Linked DNA regions of Homo sapiens: region 1 is linked to region 2. A link is a contact called in ENCODE Hi-C or POLR2A ChIA-PET data. All regions are on one chromosome and are shown on one strand. Each heading gives the region's core, a stretch centred on a gene start or an enhancer-like site at or near the end of the contact. The rest is flanking DNA. Distances are from core to core; before and after follow the strand shown. Region 1 holds the start of LOC101927166 (a long non-coding RNA gene). Region 2 holds the start of HOXB-AS1 (HOXB cluster antisense RNA 1).

Region 1 (4,974 bases), core at 2,415-4,914, 100 kb after region 2:
GTGACAGTTCATTTTGCCAGTGACAGTCTGTCGGTCTCGCTCGCTGCTTCTCCTGTCGATTGCCTGGCTGAGGTGAAGTGCAGCTCAGAAACACCCTCGTTTGGTATTCTACTCAGCTGAGCAGGATGGTCCCAGGACCCAAGGTGTGCAAATCTTACTGCCCCTACAGCTTGTCTTCTTCCCTTCTGGGAAGCTCTGAACTGCTCATGCATGATTATGGGTCCCAGGAGTCATCTTCCCACTTCCTGTCCTTCACCTTTCCCTCCAACCTTCACTTCCGGTGGACTGGGCTTCCTCCTGTCGCTGGGACTTTGTGAAAGAAAGCTAACCTGCTCAGGAGCCTTCCAGCCTACCGATAGAGGACTGCATAGGCAGCGACAAATGGGCGTGGTGCAGAGAAGTTACTAGTGCAAGTGGGGGCTTGAGGGAACACCAGACACAACCAGCTTGGCTCTGCCTTGGCAACCACAGCTTTAGTTTTAGAGAAAGCCCTTGAACAAGGGCAGAGAGAGGGGAAGGAGAGAGAGAGAGGTTACCTTATGAATGCATGCACCTAATCCCAGACTGCCACGTTTGCCTAGCACTTTCTACTTCTCTGAAAATGATAACACATATTTGAATTAAAGTTCATGTGCCCTTTGCTAACTTTCCTCATTTTGATAACCATACTGGGTGTTTGTGGGTTTTTTTGAGACGGAGTCTCACCCTATTGCCCAGGCTGGAGTGCAGTGGCACGATCTGGGCTCATTGCAACCTCCGCCTCCTGGTTCAAGCGATTCTCCTGCCTCAGCCCCTGTTACTGGGATTACAGACGCATGCCACCACGCCCAGCTAAATTTTGTATTTTTAGTAGAGATGGGGTTTCACCACGTTGGCCAAGCTGGTCTCGAACCCCTGACCTCAGTGATCCACCCGCCTTAGCCTTCCAAAGTGCTGGGATTACAGGCGTGAGTCACTGCGCCCGGCCTCGTACTAGGTGTTATTTTTAAGGGAATATCCTCATTCTTAGAAAATACCGTTGAAGTTTTTAGGGAAAAGGAGCGTGATGACTGTAATTTACTCTCAAATTCAGAAAAAAATGTAAATTAATCTAGTACTAATTACTTTTCTATAATTAACATTTTATTTATTATGAAAAATAAAGTAAATTTAATAATTGATGATTATTAAATTTAATAATTAATAATCGAAGTTAATAATTGATGATTCCAAGTGAATGGTATACTTGAGTTCTAGATACTATGATAACTTTTCTGTAAGTTTGAAATTATTTCAAAATAAAATTATTTTTAAAAAACCCAACAGGCCAGGCATGGTGGCTCACGCCTGTAATCCCAACATTTTGGGAGGCCAAGGTGAGTGGATCACTTGAGGTCAGGAGTTCGAGACAAGCCTGGCCAACATGGAGAAACCCTGTCTCTACTAAAAATACAAAAATTAGCCAGGTGTGGTGGCACGCACCTGTAATCTCAGCTATTCGGAAGTCTGAGGCAGGAGAATTGCTTGAACCCAGGAGGCAGAGGTTACAGTGAGCCGAGATCGCACCATTGCACTCCAGCCTGGGTGACAGAGCAAGACTCTGTCTCAAACAAACAAACAAACAAACAAACAAACAAACAGACTTACCTTGTAGCACTCACTCAGTAATCCTTTATTGAGGACCTACTATACACCAAGCATAGCAGTTGCTGGGAATACATTAGGAAATAAGATAGGTAAGATCTGAACCCTCAGGAGGAGAAGACAGGTGGCAGGTAGACAAGTATTAGGTTGGTGCAAAAGTAATTGCTGTTTTTGCCATTACTTTTAATAATTTTAATAATTACAGATGGGATGTGAGTTTTGAATAGCAGGTGCTAAATGCTACAGGAATGTAGGAGAGGGAAATATAACCCAGTCTGGGGAGCCAAGGTTGGTTAACCAGACAAAATGAAGTTGAGACTTGAAGCATGAGTAGGAGTTAGCTGGGTGAAGGGGAAGGGGAAGAGTGTTGTAGACAGAAGGAACAGCACATGTGAGCAAACGGAAGTGGGAGTGGGTATGACTCATTGAAAAACTGCAGGAAGTCTGTTACTGAAGATGATGGAGAGTAAAGGGTCCATGCAGGCAGCAAGGCTAGAAAGATAAGCAGGAGGTTATGGTGGTGGCGATGGTAGACGCTTGTTAGCCATTGTGAGGAAGTGAAATATTGGGAAGCTACTAAAATTTTAATTAGGAAAGAGGCATGGGCAGATTTTTAAAAATGACATCACTGGTTTTAGGGTGGAAAATGGGTTGGTGGGGCGTAAAACCAGAGGGTTGCAAGGTAGAAGATGATGGTGGCTTGGACCAGGATGGTGGCAACAGACTAGAGAGAAACAGATTGTTTGAAACATATTTTCCAGCTAGACTTGGCAGAGGAAGAAAGAGGGAAGAAAGATGACCCCCCAGGGTTCCAGATTGGGCAACTGGATTATCCATGGTGCCATTTACTTACCTAGAGAAGTTGGAAGGAGAAGGTGACTTGGCCAAGAAGGGGACAAGTGGTTGTGGAGTCTGAGTCCACCCTGCACATTTCACATCCAAAAATGTAACACCAAGTATAGCAGAGTCCCAGGCAGGATGGAACTAAGGCTTCAGTGAGTGGAGTGAGCATAATCATATCCCTGATTTTCAAGGGCTCAGAATTGGAAACTTTTCTATAATGATTCAGGCATACATAGGCAGGTCTGAAGAACAAGGGGTATGATGGATAGATTGCTTTTTCTGTGCAGCAAACCTACCCATTTCTTCCAGAAATAACCAACTGTGTTGTCTAAGAATTTCTTTTCTCCCCTATTCCACACAGTTTCTGTAGGAGCTGTTATGTAATTGACACCACCTCACACCCCACCACACCCCATGGCCACAACGCACTCAGGTTGGGCCTACCAACTACTGGAGTATTAACAACTTGGACCGACATGAGAATTACATAAATGGTTGCCTCCTCCTCCTCCTTAAAACACTAAAAGGAACTTCAGTGCATGTTCCTGGAGTCCATGGTAATCCCTGGGAGCTGGACAAACCCTTGGTGCTTGCCACACTGATGATGTTAAGCTTGAGGCCAGGGAAGCCTGCTACTTACAAGATATGCGTTAAATGCTGTAAAGGGATCCTGGAAAAGGTTGGGAAATCTCCACCTTTCGAGATCATGGAGTTCTGGCATGTTAGACCTAGAAGGAACCTTATTTCCTCATTTATAGTTGGGAAACTGAGTCCTTTAATAAAAAGGAAAGACAATTAAATTACCTGTCCTAGATGGTTTAGTTACTCAGCAACCAGAAGACATAATGTCAGACCAGATGTTCTCTTGGGGTTCCTATAAACTCCACTGTTCTTTGATCTTGTGATTTTGTGTTGGACACCAGCCAATGAAACCCCTGAGCAATCAGGTTTATACTCTCCTCAATGGCCTTAGAGAAAGAGTATGGCCTGGGTGGAGACAGTTGTGTGGAAGCCCACAGTTCTGTCACGTAACTATTTTCTTCTTTAGAATCTTCTCTCTTTTGGCATCAGCTGACACAGGAAGTGGTAAAGCTATTATCTGTAGATTCAACCAAATCACCATTTCCTGATTCTAATGTTCATCAACCACTTTTGAATCCTCCCCCCACTTCCCCTCTATTTTAGTTTGAGGTTCAAAAGCACCCATGAGGTAAATTAATACTCAGCCAAGCAGAGTGAGGCCCTGATGCTCTTGTGGTTCTGCCATTAATTTGCTGTAACCCAGGGACATCCAGGCTAGTCCCTCAGGTTTCTCTCTGTAGGTAAAAGGGTTTCTAAAGTTCCTTCCAGCTCTGAAATTCTGAGATTCCTTGTTGAATCTCATTCTGCAAGGGGAATCTTATGGACCAGCTCCCTCTGGGAAGAAAAATGTTTCATGCAACCCTATGAATCTCATCTTAGTCCAAATCTTTTTTTGTTTGTTTGTTTGGTTTTTGTTTTTGTTTTTTAGAACACTATACTGGAAAAGTGAAAGAATCAGAGAAGCAGGATAACTGGCAACTGAAGTCGGCCAGCATCTCATGTGAATTAGAAATGGAATCGGGGTGCTAGCATCCAAGTGACCAAAGAAACTCTTTGCTGAGGTTGCATGGAGTTTAAGGAAAGAGGCTGTGGGGTCCTCCTTTGATGCAGCTACATTTCCCTCTGAGCCTCTGTCTGTTTCCTGTCAGTTTAGTGCAAAACTCTAGTCTACTACTCTGGGCTGGCTTAGAAAAAATGCATCCTGGTTTTGTTCCAATTCAGGATAGAGGTGGGGAAGTCCTGCTGAGCCTCTCCCACAGTGAGCCTTCCCCTCACCACTGGCAGCACTGACACCAGTGACTAGCATTCATTTCTTGGGGTATGAGTCCACTGAGGGTGGGAGGATCCTCACATTAACCATTATTGGGTACCATCTTAAATTGCGGACTTTGGAAGCCCTTGGCCTTCCCTTTCCCAGGCATTTTCTCCTTGGAGTGAAGATGTTGAAAGTTGGAGGTTAAATGACTTGCCCTAGGTCACAAGGTTGGTGGCACAGCAGGGATGAAAACCTTGGCCAATCTTCTGAGTCCTTGGTCAGACCCTTACGCCACAGCTGCTCTTTGTATAAGGGACAGTCTCACCTCCCAAGGACACTGCGCAAGGATGCCAGATATTGATATGACTGTTGTCCCAGTCCTCAGTGACCTTCTACATCCTGCAGCCTGCTCAGACAGTAGAGGAAGCAGCTCTGGGGCAGAGGGAACTGCCATATGTAGAGCTGCCCTGGTGGAGATAAACAGGTTGTCTGTCAACGTATGAAGCCTATGTAGGGCCAGGACCACAGAGCTTCCATTGCAGGAGAAATTAAACCTGTCTTGCACACCAATCCCAGTGCTCTGATTACATTTACAGAGGTCATGGCCTGCATTCTGTCACCATGGAAACCTCTCAGGCTGCCAGGGTGTTTTCTGTGCATGTGGTTGATAT
Region 2 (4,785 bases), core at 875-3,374:
TGAAATTTTGGCTGTTCGCTCTGCTTTCCCAAAGAGCCAAATTCTTTGATGCAATCGGAGGGAGCTGTCAGGGGGCTAAGATTGATCGCCTCATCTCCTCTCCATCCGTCTGACCCACTTATTTAAAAATCTTCCCCCAGATCGACTTTTCATTTTCTGCTTTGAGGCCTAGTTTCCCACCAATTGCTTGGGGCTCAGAGTCTTGTGCCCTCTCCCCATAGTAAATTACAACACTCTAAACTTCAGACTATCTTGGTCTCCTCAAAATAAAATAAATTTTAAAAACATTTTCCCCCAGCAGCCAGAAATGGAATATCATCTCAGTGGTCATTATTTCCACCCCTACCATCTTCAGGGAATTCTTCCTTGTCAGGGATTCTTTTTTTTTTTTTTTTCTTTTTTCTTTTTTAACTAGCACAATGGCAAAAATGGGAGGGAAAGTCTCTTTGTCCTAGGGGAAAATCTCCCCACCACACTCATGCACACACATAACGCTGATCTGAACTTTGAGAGTGCTCTAAGTTAAACCAATGGCTACCTCAGTTCTTGTTCATGTCCCTGGATATGGATACAGATACAAGCTTGAGGCTTGAGTGGGTACATGCACATCTTAGACTCTGCCTGTTTTTGGGGGATGTCACAGAGAAGCATGGAAGCCTGAAAGTGAGGAAAGCAGGGGTACATAAGGGGCAGAGGCAGTGCTGCAAACACTGGGCAGAGAAGAGAACCCAGACCATACAGCGATGGAGGCCAGAGGCCCAAAAATGCCCCTTATGCTCCATCTCACTCCTATGTGTCTGCCTGGGAGTTCCTGTCCATTTCCCAAGATTTAACTGTTGTTTTTGGAGGGTAACAGGGATAGTGGTGTGATGATTGTAAATCTCTTTCTTATTTTCACCTTAATACTGACCTTTTTCAAAGAGTGGAAGCCTCTTTCGACTCCCTCTTCCTCCAACGCGGAGATCCTCACTCATCTTTTCCTGGGGAAGGGGAGAAGGGAAGGGGATGCTGCTGGCCACGTAAAGAAGGCCTTAATTTACTCTATTAAAATACTTGGAAAAGAGGAAGGTTTCTCCCTTAGAGTCTCTTCTTTTCCAGGCTTCTGAAACCTTCTAACCTTCGAAGGGGATGAGGAAAAGGTTCCTCTAGCTTTTCTGGAGAAACGGAGGCATTGGGGAGAGAGCATGTGAGGCACTGGTGTAGGAATGGGGGCTCATGGTGTCCTGGTCGTGGTCCTCTGGTGTTTTTGAATCAATTAAACCAAATAATGCTCTCTGTTTTCCACCAGGCCCAGACGAGCGATTGGCGGAGGCCGGTCCCGTGACCACGAATTCCCTGTAATTTCGCTGGAGTCCTGGGTTTAATAGAGAGAGTCCCCATACGCTTGTATTTATCAGCAATATACAATTATAAAGGCCCAAAATTAAAAAAAAGAGAGACCGAAATCTCCCCCTCCCAAAATCGCTCCATTACATAAATCGGGGGGGGTGCAGGAGGGGGGTCCCTTCCGATCCTCCCTCCTGACGCCCCCCCCAGCAGCCCCCTCCCCCACCATTGAAAGCCATGAATTTTGAATTTGAGAGGGAGATTGGGTTTATAAACAGCCAGCCGTCGCTCGCCGAGTGTCTGACTTCCTTCCCCGCTGTCTTGGAGACATTTCAAACTTCATCAATCAAGGAGTCGACATTAATTCCTCCTCCTCCTCCTTTCGAGCAAACCTTCCCCAGCCTCCAGCCCGGCGCCTCCACCCTTCAGAGACCCAGGAGCCAAAAGCGAGCCGAAGATGGGCCTGCTCTGCCGCCGCCACCGCCGCCGCCACTCCCCGCTGCCCCCCCGGCCCCCGAGTTCCCTTGGATGAAAGAGAAGAAATCCGCCAAGAAACCCAGCCAATCCGCCACGTCTCCTTCTCCGGCCGCCTCCGCCGTTCCGGCCTCCGGGGTCGGATCGCCTGCAGGTCGGTAAGCGTGGTGGGGGTGGGGTGAGGGGCAGCTAGAAGAGGGGGAGAAAAAGCAGTGGAAGGAGGTTTAAAAAAAATGGTGGCGAGCCTGTTGGGGTTCCTTACCCCCTCCATTCCTGGGATGGGGAAGTAGAATATCCCACTGGGGTTCAGGCCTGGCCGCTAACAGCGTCTTTTTTTTTTTCTGTCTCTCTCTCTCTTTCTCTCCCTATGGCTGATTTTGGAAGCTGGTTGGGGAAACGCCTTTTTTTCTGCTAGAAGAAAATGATTTGATTGAGGTTTTCACCCGTATCTGTGTAGGGGAATGAGTATGTTGTTGCTGGGATAGACCCTAGAAGCAGAAAAGATTCGGTCCTTTCTGCCCCAACTCTAGGAGAAGAGGAAGAATTCAGAGCTAGGGAGGAAGAGGGGTGAAGAACAATCTTTCTGACCCTCGCTCCGGTTGAGTTGGAAAGTTCCGAATTGAGGGGTCCACTGGGAGGGCTTGGGAGGGGGATCTGAGGTTCCGGCGCCGAAGGGAGCCGCTCTCCGCCCCCTGCGTGGCCCGTGGGCGGCTCTGAATGCTTTGCCCTGACCCGGGCCGGGGCTGTAGACTAGAGAGGGAGAGAAGAAAACCCAAAAGCAGTAAAGCGAGCGGCTTTGGGGTGGGGGCGGGGGTGGGGTGGCGAGGAAGGGGAGAGGTGATACTGGTTTTGGAGGATGGGGTAGTCCGAACTGAGGTTGGGCTGAGTACACGGCCCGCTATGACGCCGAGCCTGTTTTCCCTGCAGATGGCCTGGGACTGCCGGAGGCTGGTGGCGGCGGGGCGCGCAGGCTGCGCACGGCTTACACCAACACGCAGCTGCTGGAACTGGAGAAGGAATTCCACTTTAATAAGTACCTGTGCCGGCCACGCCGCGTCGAGATCGCGGCCTTGCTGGACCTCACCGAAAGGCAGGTCAAAGTCTGGTTTCAGAACCGGCGCATGAAGCACAAGCGGCAGACGCAGCACCGAGAGCCGCCGGATGGGGAGCCTGCCTGCCCGGGAGCCCTGGAGGACATCTGCGACCCTGCCGAGGAACCCGCGGCCAGCCCGGGCGGCCCCTCCGCCTCGCGGGCGGCGTGGGAAGCCTGCTGTCACCCGCCGGAGGTGGTGCCGGGGGCCTTAAGCGCGGACCCCCGGCCTTTAGCCGTTCGCTTAGAGGGCGCAGGCGCGTCGAGTCCCGGCTGCGCGCTGCGCGGGGCCGGCGGGCTGGAGCCCGGGCCATTGCCAGAAGACGTCTTCTCGGGGCGCCAGGATTCACCTTTCCTTCCCGACCTCAACTTCTTCGCGGCCGACTCCTGTCTCCAGCTATCCGGAGGCCTCTCCCCTAGCCTACAGGGTTCTCTCGACAGCCCGGTCCCTTTTTCCGAGGAAGAGCTGGATTTTTTCACCAGTACGCTCTGTGCCATCGACCTGCAGTTTCCCTAACCTGTTTCCTCCTCCCGGTCCTTTCGACCCCCGCGCTCCTTGGCCGTCTACTGGAAAAATCGAGCCTCTCCCACCCTCAGTCGCATAGACTTATGTGTTTTGCTAAAATTCAGGTATTACTGAATTAGCGTTTAATCCACTCCCTTTCTTCTTCTTCTAAAATATTGGGCACTCGGTTATCTTTTAAAATTCACACAGAAAAATTCCGTTTGGTAGACTCCTTCCAATGAAATCTCAGGAATAATTAAACTCTAGGGGGACTTTCTTAAAAATAACTAGAGGGACCTATTTTCCTCTTTTTTATGTTTTAGACTGTAGATTATTTATTAAAATTCTTTAATAATAGGAAAAGGGGAAAGTATTTATTGTACATTATTTTCATAGATTAAATAAATGTCTTTATAATACCAAAACGAGTGTTTGTGTTGGGACCTAAACTCTTTCCCCGCGGCCCCAAGGCCGGTCCTCACCCCTCCAGGACCTGTGCGAAGTTGATTAGGTTCAGCGGCCCATATGGCAGCAAAGCCTCCAGGGCCGGCGAAGTCCGGGTGGTACAAAGGTGACCCGATTGATGGCCGCTTCGCCCACGGCTCCGGCAAAAGTCGGGAGTTTGCAGGAAGCTGGGTCACCTCCCCGCCCCTCAGCAGAGGGTCTTTGGTCCTGAGCGGGTGGTTCTGGGGCCTCTGCTTGGAAATAGAGATGGGCAGGTCGAGGGAGAGAGTGTACAGCGAACAGAGGAGGGTGAAAGGAGAGGAAGCCTGTGGACAGTCTTCAGGGTCGTGGCGGGGGCAGAAGTTTACTGGAATTGGGAACAATCCAAGGGCTTCCTAGGCTTTTGCTTCTTATGACCGAAGCCGGTGTAGGACCTTTTTCCGAACTCAAGAAGCCTAGGGACGCGAGGCCTGGGGCTTGAGCCGGGCCTCTTTGGGAGCTGTAGGTGGCTCTCCAAGGAGTGGAGTGGGGTCGGGGATTTTCTCGGGAAGCAGGGTCCCGCACCCAGGGATGGTAACTGGCTTCCCAGTGGGCAAGAAAAGAGGCCAGCTGAGAAATGTGGCGCTGCCGGGACACCCATGGACTCGGGCTGCTGGGGTTTGGGAGACCATCCAAGCAGCAGCCGGGCGAGAAGCCCAGGGTGGCCCGGCAGCGTCGCGAGGCGCTGGACCTGCGGGGAGAGAAGGAGGAGCGAGGAGAGCGGGAGGGAGACAGGGAAGCAAAGACGATGCTCAAAATGGCGCTGGGGCCGGGCGGCGGGCCGGGGGGGGGGCGAGGGAAGAAGCTGTGGCCGCCATGACAGCCGCTGCAGGAGGCGCCGGCCCAGCCGGGATCTGCCCCCGCCCCTGCGTCCTCCCAGCTGGATTTTCCAGAGGCCAGGGAAGAA

Evidence for each region. A loop is a pair of places that touch in the nucleus more often than their neighbours do. ChIA-PET counts read pairs that join two places held with the same protein, here RNA polymerase II (POLR2A). Pooled maps may share reads with other maps.
Region 1: a loop to region 2 is called in a map of CD8-positive, alpha-beta T cell, with 2.6 times the contacts of the local background. The contact joins the enhancer-like site here to the promoter of HOXB-AS1 in region 2. A Hi-C loop is called at or near these places in 3 of 168 maps with a recorded cell type or tissue (CD8-positive, alpha-beta T cell and naive thymus-derived CD4-positive, alpha-beta T cell), 2 of 37 single-sample maps with no recorded cell type and 9 of 50 pooled maps. POLR2A ChIA-PET finds 5 or more read pairs at or near these places in 9 of 52 experiments (CD4-positive, alpha-beta memory T cell, CD8-positive, alpha-beta T cell, T-cell and 5 more).

The regions. Positions count from the first base shown.
Region 1 is chr17:48,440,106-48,445,079 of GRCh38, reverse strand. LOC101927166 (a long non-coding RNA gene) reads right to left here and starts at 247. Exons shown (of 6, transcript NR_110804.1): 1 at 1-247. It also overlaps a transcript of SKAP1 not described here. Within about 2 kb of position 3,664, at least 7 of the 41 ENCODE cell types and tissues checked have a DNase peak (open chromatin) inside an H3K27ac peak, as active enhancers do; they include CD8-positive, alpha-beta T cell, where a contact is called at or near this core.
Region 2 is chr17:48,541,690-48,546,474 of GRCh38, reverse strand. HOXB-AS1 (HOXB cluster antisense RNA 1) reads right to left here and starts at 2,124. Exons shown (of 7, transcript NR_102279.1): 1 at 2,063-2,124; 2 at 1,118-1,354; 3 at 911-980. It overlaps HOXB2 (homeobox B2), which reads left to right and starts at 1,366. Exons shown (of 2, transcript NM_002145.4): 1 at 1,366-1,954; 2 at 2,728-3,820. The coding sequence starts at 1,564. The coding sequence ends at 3,407. RefSeq lists an enhancer at 2,498-3,143 and a silencer at 2,951-3,240.